Linked DNA regions of Homo sapiens: region 2 is linked to region 1. A link is an interaction called in ENCODE POLR2A ChIA-PET data of the cell type or tissue named here. Cell type or tissue: MCF 10A. All regions are shown on one strand. Each heading gives the region's core, and the rest is flanking DNA. Links, peaks and the distances in the headings are about the cores only.

Region 1 (4,398 bases), core at 194-4,193:
TTCATTATTAAGCTAAGAAGTAGTAGGCACTTTCCTATCTCCCTCATCCCGCCCAAATAGTTTATTATGCCAGATAAATAAGCAGGTTAGTAAGTAGGTGGGCAGGTGAACAGATATATCTTCTTTTCTGCTTCTGTCTATGGGAAACCAGTCTTTCCCTTTCTTAATCCATGGATTTTGTTGGGTGGACCAAGTAGATTAACCCTTTTGAACACAATAATGGAGCCAGTGGTTCTCGCTCCGTTTCTGTCTCTCCCTGTCTCTCTCTGTCTTCTCTACTAAGATTTTAGGCACAAAGGATCACATAAGCCTGAACTGTCAGGGTCCATCTTTCCAGAATGAGCAGAAAGTCAGTCTGGGAATGAAGCCAGAACAGATGAAAGCACAGATAAAAGATGGAGAGAGAGAGAAAGAGAGCTGATCATTGTTTGATTTTCTAGATCCAGCCTTTGAAAAGCCACAGATTCTCTTTTCTGCTATGCCTAATCTGAGTTTCAGCTCTGACACTTGACAAACTTATTACTGGAAAGGATTATATTCAAATGCTAACCATGCCAACTGTGAGGTCTGTGTTTTCTGCTTTATCTGTATTTTCTTTTTTTTTTTACAATGATTATCTTTTACAGTCAAGTGCTGCATAATGACGATACAATCACCAAGAAACACATATACGATGGTGTTTCCACAAGATTAAAATGGAGCTGAAAAAGTTCTACCACCCAGTGATGTAGCCATCTTAACATCGTGGTACAACACATTACTCACATGTTTGTGATGATGCTGATGTGAACAAGCCTACTGTGCTGCCAGTCATATAAAAGAATAGCACAGGCAATTATGTACAGCATATAATACTTCATAGTGATAACAAAGGACTATGTTATCGGTTTATGTATTCACTATACCATACTTCTTATCATTATTTTAGAGTGTGTTCCTCCTATTTATAAAAAAAAATAGTTACCTATAAAATAGCCTTGGGCAGGCCCTTCAGGAGGTATTCCAGAAGAAGACATTGTCATCATAAGAGATGACAGCCTCATGCATGTTATTGCCCCTGAAACCTTCCAGTTTTTAGAGGCAAGATGTGGAAGTGGAAGACAGTGGTATTAATGATCCTGACATCATCAATCGTGACGTCAGCCTAGGCTGATGCGTGTGTTTGTCTTAGCTTTTAACAACAACAACAACAACAACAACAAAAATGGGCAGAAAATAGATAAAAAGCTTTAAAAATAGGAAAATACTTATAGAATAAGGATATAAAGAAAAAAATTTTCATAGTTTGACAATCTGTTTATGTTTTAAGCTGCGCTTACAAAAAAGTCAAAAAGTTAAAAAAATAAAGTTTATAAAGTAAAAAAGTTACAGTGAGCAACATTTAATGTATTATTGAAGAAAAAATATTTGCTACAAATTTAATGTAGCCTAAGTTCATAGTGTTTATAAAGTCCACAGTAGGGCCAGTCACAGTGACTCACACCTGTAATCTTAGCACTTTGGAAAGCCAAGGTGGGAGGACACTTGAGGCCAGGAGTTTCAGACCAACCTGGGCAACATAGCAAGACTTGTCTCTACAAAAAATTTAAAAATTAGCCAGACGTGGTGGCACATGCCTATATTCCTAACTACTTGGAGGCTGAGGGGTGGGATCACTTGAGCCCAGAGTTTGAGGCTGCAGTCAGCTATGATCGTGTCACTGCACTCCAACCTAGGCTATAAAGTCTCAAAAATAAACTAACAAATAAAAATAAAGTCCACAGTAGTTTACAGTAATATCCTAGGCCTTTACATTCACTCACCACTCATTCACTGATTCACCCAGAAATGCCGTATACAGGTGTACTGATATGGTTTGGATTTGTGTCCCCACCTAAATCTCATGTCACATTTTAATCCCCAGTGTTGGACGTGGGGCATAGTGGGAGACGAATGGATCATGGGGGCAGATTTCCCCCTTGCTGTTCTCATGATAGTGAGCGAGTTCTCACGAGATCTGGTTGTTCGAAAGTGTGTGGCACCTCCTGCCTTGCTCTCTCTCTTCCTCCTGCTCCAGCATGTAGGTCATGTCTGCTTCCCCTTTGCTTTCCGCCATGATTGTAAGTCTCCCGAGTCCTCTCCAGCCATGCTTCCTGAACACATGTGGAACCGTGAGCCAGTTAAACCTCTTTTCTTTATAAATTACCCAGGCTCATGTAGTTCTTTCTAGCAATGCAAGAACGGACTAATACATCTGCCATTTATTATCTTTTATACTATGTTTTTACTGTACTTTTTCTATGTTTAGATATGTTAGATACACAACTACTTACCATTATGTTATAGTTGCCTACCAAATTCAGTACAGTAACATGCTATACAGTTTTATAGCCTAGGAGCAATAGGCTGTGCCATAGAGCATGAGTGTGAAGTAGGCCACACTATCTAGGCTTGTGTGAGCACATTCTATGATGTGCACAGGATGATGAAATTGCCTGACAATGCATTTCTCAGAACATGTCCCCATTGTTCAGCCATGCATGACTGTACTTGTGTGATAAAAACAACTTACGTATAAAAATGATTTAGTAGAGCTGGGGATATTATAGAAATAGGTGACTCAGACCCCATCCTTCTGGATTCCTCTTCCCATGATGAGAAGGCCGGAGCCCCCAGGCTTGCATTTAATTCTGGCAGCTGCATACTTACCTGCCTTATCTCTAGATAGCAGTTCCTAGGGCAACGGCCAGGTCTTACTCAATTTTGCAATCCCAGAACCCAGCACCATACCTGACACAACAATTATCACTCGTTGTGGGTTTGTTGACTCTACGACTTAAAGGAACTCAAGATACTTATAATCTTGTTAGAAAAACAAGAAGCACATGGAGAAGGCCATGTGCATCGTTCAAAGCAACATATCATTGCCAAAATTCACAGTTCTAGCACTTACAAGAAATAGAGTGAAAGAGAAAATCTAATGAGGAGAATTGTCCCCATTTCTTTCCAATGCCATGCCCAAGACCAGTGCCATCCGGTAGAAATATAATGTAAGCCATATATGTAACTTTGCAGATGTGAGGTCCTGGGTGAGGAAGCAACCTCTTGAGCTAAAGACAATCCTGCCTGTGTAGTTTTACATTATCTAGTAGCCCCATTTTAAGAAGTACAAGAAACAGGTGAAGTTTAGTAGTTTATTATATTACATCCAAAATATCCAAAATATTATCGTTCAACATGTAATTAACGGAAAATATCAAGCTATTTTACTTCCTTTATGTATACTAAGTCTTAGACATCAGGATACGTATTTTACACTCACAGCACATTTCAGTTCGGACCAGCGACATTTCAAATGCTCAACAGCCACATGGGGCTAGTGATGCCATTCTGGAGAACAGGTCTATACAATTAAAACTCCCAGAATATGCAGAGTTGAATAACCTGCCCTTCAGTAACCCAACATGACTGCCCCTGAGTGGCCTATTGCGATCCAGACACATACCCCCAGCATGCTCACTGCCTCTTCTCCCTAGGAGACCTGGAGTTATAGGACAAGTAGTGAGATGCCGATGCCACTCCCAGCTTCCAATACTAGTGCCTGACCCAGAGGGAGGGCTCAATACATTTTAGTTCAATGTTGAACCCTCATTCCCTTTTCTTTCATAAAGAACCTGGTCTCATCAAAATACCAACAGTTCTTCACCCTTTACCATCATTTTTCAGAAGGAAATTCTAAGAAACTACTTCAGGCCAGCTATTGAAGCAGGCTTCATGAAACTGGTCACACCAGCTACTTCAGATCCCCTCTCTGAAGAGAAAGGAGGAGAGAAAAGAGGAAAACAGAAACAGAAGTTCCTGTTCAACACCTCAGAAGTCCACACCGAGTGACACTACTGGCCCAGGCTACCTTCTTTTCTTTTCGCCATGTCCTTTTGTTTGGCTGCTGTGATTTTTAAGTATTTGAGTTTGAACAAATTAGCTCTGAAGGGAAGAGAATTTCCACAACATGAAGGGGAAACAAGAAAATTTTAAATCCAGTGTGTTTTCCAGCTTCCCATCTTCACACCAAAATAAAATACTGACACTCATGAAAGCTAATCATAATAAGCAAACTAGGAACCTCTGGAGCCCAAACAAAATGAGAAATCAAAAATAAAGATGCATTTTTAATAGTCCTAAACATCTCATTCCAAAACTGTTTGAAAATTAGACCTCAGAGGCAAAGTTCCTTTTAAGTAAAGAAACACGATTTCACTGTCAAATGGGAGAATGTAATTCCCTTGTCAAAAATCCCTTTATTTTCACTGAGTGCCATGGATTCAGAGCAGAAAAGGGGGAAAGCTTCCCCCTGGCCTCTGCATATGATGGGTGGCATGAAGGGCTATGTCCAAGAATTATTGGCAAAATCTCAGATGC
Region 2 (4,398 bases), core at 341-4,340, 110 kb before region 1:
CAAAGGCAGGATTTGATCCTGCTCTGTTCTAACTGGAGAGTCCGGGTGCTTTACTAGGGTAATCACTGCACAGTAATCCTGTCAACATGGCAGCAGTTCAGCGCAGACACACAGAGGGACTGCATGACGGCAAGCGCCATGGAGGGAGGGCATTTAATGAAGGTGCCAGTGAATGATCAGAAGTCACTCCTGTAATCCCAGCACTTTGGGAGGCCAACGGGGGTGGATTACCTGAGGTCAGGAGTTTGAGACCAGCCTAACCAACATGGTGAAATCCCATCTCTACTAAAAATACAAAAATTAGCTGGTCATGGTGGTGCACACCTGTAATCCCAGCTACTCAGGGGTCGGGGGTGGCTGAGGCAGGAGAATTTCTTGAACCCGGCAGGTGAAGGTTGCAGTGAGCCAAGATCATGCCACTGCACTTCAGCCTGGGTGACAGAGTGAGACTCTGTCTCAAAAAAAAAAAAAAAAAAAAATCCAAAGAAGGCTCTAAGGACTGCAACTTGAAGGAGTATGAGATTGGATGAGGGAAAAGGATAATAAACTCTACTTAGACCCACTGAATTTTGAGTGGCTAGAAAGAAAAACTATAGGAATTCAAACCATCCATGAGAGAGCTGGGGTCCAGGGATTAAGGAGAAACACGCGCAGAGTGGCAAGTTATAGCATTCATATTTGTTGATTCCATGCCTCTTAGCTAAGCACAAGAAAATCAGCAGCATGTGAACAAACAGGAAAGCAAGTAGCTGCCTGACTGAGCTCTAATCAACTGATTTGGAAGAAAAATTCAACTTGATTGACTGGCTTGCATTATAGTGACAGCAATAAATCCTTTTGGCCAAACAGAATTTGGTTCAACTTGAAACGTATGCTATGTATTATTGCTTTGCATGCTGAAATATTCATATATCTTGGGAAAGTATCAAAAATTATGTTTTTCTTTTCAAAGAGTGGAATGTAAAATACCCACCAAATCCTCCTGGATGGCGCCTGGGTGAATGTATTCCTTGTTATTTCATTTAAGCTGCTAAATATCTATTAGAGTAAAATTATGGGCTCTTTGCACATGGCATTTTCACTTGTAGCTTCCTGTGTGCCAAAGCAATAAATGTGATTCAGAGCCCTCCTTTTTGTAAGGCAGGTCCACCTCGGGGCTAGTTATTGCCTTACTAGTGGCCAATGGTCCCTAAGAAAAACTGTTTCCCCTATGCACTAATCCAGAGGGACTCAGAAATGGAAACCAGATTTTTTTTTTTTTTTCTGAGATTGGGTCTCACTCTGTCACCCAGGCTGGAGTACAGTGGCATGATCATGGTTCACTGCAGCCTCAACCTTCCAGGCTCAGGCAATCCTCCCACATCAGCCTCCTGAGTAGCTGGGACTACAGGCGTGCACTACCATGCCTGGCTAACTTGTTTTTATTTTATTTTATTTTATTTTTTGTAGAGATGGGGTTTCACCACGTTGGAGAGCCCAGATATTGGATAGACACAATGACAAACCAAAGCTACCTGCTAATGTTAGGCTTTCTTTAGAAAACCTCAAGACACTAGCAATTAAACTTATCAGAGGCTGTCACTCTGTGACCTTCACTCTGACCCAGGAACTGCTCTCTCCCGAAATGACCCACGCACCTTACAAAGTCAGGATGACTCCTTTCTCTCTGTCTTTTTTTTAATTAATTTTAAGACTTCCTTCTCTTTAAGCTCTTTCCACTTTACTACAGAGTATATTTCAAGTTTTTCAGGTGAGTCACCTGTATCCTCCTTTGCTAAGCAATGAATAAAAGTGGAGGGTTGGGGTATATAATTCAAATGCTTTATAAAAAAAAAGGCTGTTCCCTTTTTTAAACTATACTAACTTTCCCACCACATATAATGAATAAGTACAAGTAAGACATTGAGGTCAACAGCTTTATCAAAGCACAGAGCTGTCAGGTTATAGGACAGGATATTTGCCAAATCAGAATGCATAAACTTTTCGTATGGAAACTAGAACATGAATTAAGCTCATATCACTCAAAAAGAGCTGAATGCATCTGAAACCAAAGCACGCTGTCAGCCACCTCCATTTGCTCCGGGCGCTGATACCTTGATTAGCTATGCAAGAAGCTACCTGCTATTTTAGAATTATATGAAGTCACCTCAGGGTATCTACAAGCTTCTCACGCACAAGATACTGACTTTTTTTCCTCCTTCTTCTTGGCTTACAGCACAGTTGTTGCTACATCCAGGTAAATACTATATCAGGGATTGTTATTGCATAAGCTGTCATTAAGGCAGCTTGCCTTCTCACAGAAAAATCAGTCTGCAAACAATAATGGTTTGTTGCTAAACCCCTCTAAGACTGAAAGAACCTAGAGTTTTTGTTTTCATTTTGTTTTCTTTTGTTTTTGAGTAAGTACTCCCCTAACAGATTAAGGAGCTGAAAGCTTAATTTCTAAAAAGGATTTTTTTTTTAAATAATAAAGAATGTTCCCTTCACCCCGTCTTTTTTTGTTGTCTGTTTTAATAAATTACCTTCTCTCCTAAAATAGTAACTAAATTTATAGGAGCAAAAGAGTAGCTTACATGATAGGTATCTACCAAACGAAGCTGCCAGTGTACATAGTATTACAGGTACCATGCAGTTCAACATGTTTTTACCTGAGGTACATAGATTCTGTTTTGATACTAGACTGTTTGAAAACATTTTCAGATGAAAACTGATCATGAACGTGAAGGACTGACAGCTCAGACTTCAAAAGCCAAGGTTAATCAGGGCTTTTGTATATTTTCGCAAATAAATATATTAACATAACTAACCTTTGACCTGTACCGTCCTTAATCTTTCAGCCCCAAGCTTCTGGGAAGGGTGTAACAATTCTGGCAAACTGATCTGTGCCAAAGAGAGTGCTGAACACTTACTATGGTGTAGATCGAAACCACCTTAATCACTCACCTTTCATCTCCCCAGAGTTCTAGAGTGTAACTTATTCAAACTGTTCTTAGACTTCTTAAACTTAATCTTCTCCCACAAAACTTGACAATTTCATATATATATATATACACACACGCACACACACATGTATGTATATACATATATAAAGACAAGTACCAAATTTCTGCTTCTGCTCGTTTAGCTCAGAGGCATTTCCCAGCCCTGACTCCTGGTACAAACCATCAAAAGTGTTGCTCAGAATTGGAGTCTACATCAGACCTAGACTCAGATTGTAATCCTTTGCAACTAGCCCCTGTGCTTGCCCCTTCCTGGTGTTAGCATGTACAGTCTGTAAGTCCAATCTGCCCCGAGGCCTTAATAAAATTTCCTTTGCCACACATGCAGTTATTAAGCATGCAATTTATATTGCCAGGTGCAAAACTTTCTCATGCAAATCTCTTTGACCTGAAGTAACCAAATGCACCTAGAAAGAAGAGTTTACTGCTTACTCCACAGATCCACAGTAAACGCCATCAATCACATCTTGTTCTCTCTTACTGCAAATTGCCGTGGCTTAATTAGACATAGCTGAAATCCAGGCAAACCTATCAGGGTCTATCATGGATGAATTGAACCACGGCTTTGCAACAGGATTAACTTTAGTCTTTGTGACTTTTACAAATAAAGAAGGTGAGAAAAATCTTAAGCGCTCCACTCCTGTGATGTGAAGGCTACCCGGCTGGTGAATGGTTCTGACTCAGGTCATTCTGATCACATAGGCTATGAAAAACTGATATGAAATCATTATTGCTACACATAGTATTTCAAAACTACGCCAAATTCTCTAACTCTGAAATCAGACTTCCAGGTGATTAGTGAGTGTTTTGGGGAGGAAAGTGTTGGAACTGGAGACTCCTTTCCAGTGTGGAATTGTTGAGTTTCCCTGGATGTCACCCATGGACTAAGACAGGAGGTTGAGAATCTCAGAAAGATTACCCAGTTACAACCCTTAACCTTCCATTCCCAGAGAAACTGAGATTAGTTCCCTAATAGCATGCAGGAAAATGGGGGGACACTTTTTTTTTTTTGAGAAAAAGTCTTACTCTTTCGCCCAGGCTAGAGTGCAGTGGTGTGATCTCGGCTCACTGCAACCTCCGCCTCCCGGGTTCAAGTGATTCTTGTGCCTCAGCCTCCCAAGTAGCTAGGATTACAGGTGCCCACCACCACACCTGACTAATTTTTGTATTTTTAGTAGAGACGAGGTTTCACCATGTTGGCCAGGCTGGTCTCAAACTCCTGACCTCAGGTGATCCACCCTCCTCGGCCTCCCAAAGTGCTGAGATTACAGGCCTGAGCCACCTCGCCGGCCTTGAGGACACTTTTCCAGCCCTACTGCTGAGGCACAGGAGCCTCCAGGGGTCGGTCCATGAGTATTTTCCCTATCAATGTCACTGGTCTCCAAGGAACAATAGGTGA

The links. Peaks named below come from ENCODE experiments on the same cell type or tissue, not always from the same donor. Only the 100,000 strongest peaks of a DNase experiment are listed, where the experiment ranks them.
Region 2: POLR2A ChIA-PET joins it to region 1 with 9 read pairs; 2 of 35 experiments call an interaction of 5 or more read pairs at or near these places.

Annotation. Positions count from the first base shown.
Region 1 is chr13:73,260,153-73,264,550 of GRCh38, reverse strand. No RefSeq gene overlaps it. Among named protein-coding and RNA genes, the nearest start is that of KLF5, 200 kb to the right of the region's middle. In MCF 10A, for the core only: no CTCF peak of the experiment used is centred there; a DNase peak (open chromatin) is centred at 2,540.
Region 2 is chr13:73,366,567-73,370,964 of GRCh38, reverse strand. No RefSeq gene overlaps it. Among named protein-coding and RNA genes, the nearest start is that of LINC00392, 200 kb to the left of the region's middle. In MCF 10A, for the core only: no CTCF peak of the experiment used is centred there; a DNase peak (open chromatin) is centred at 2,144.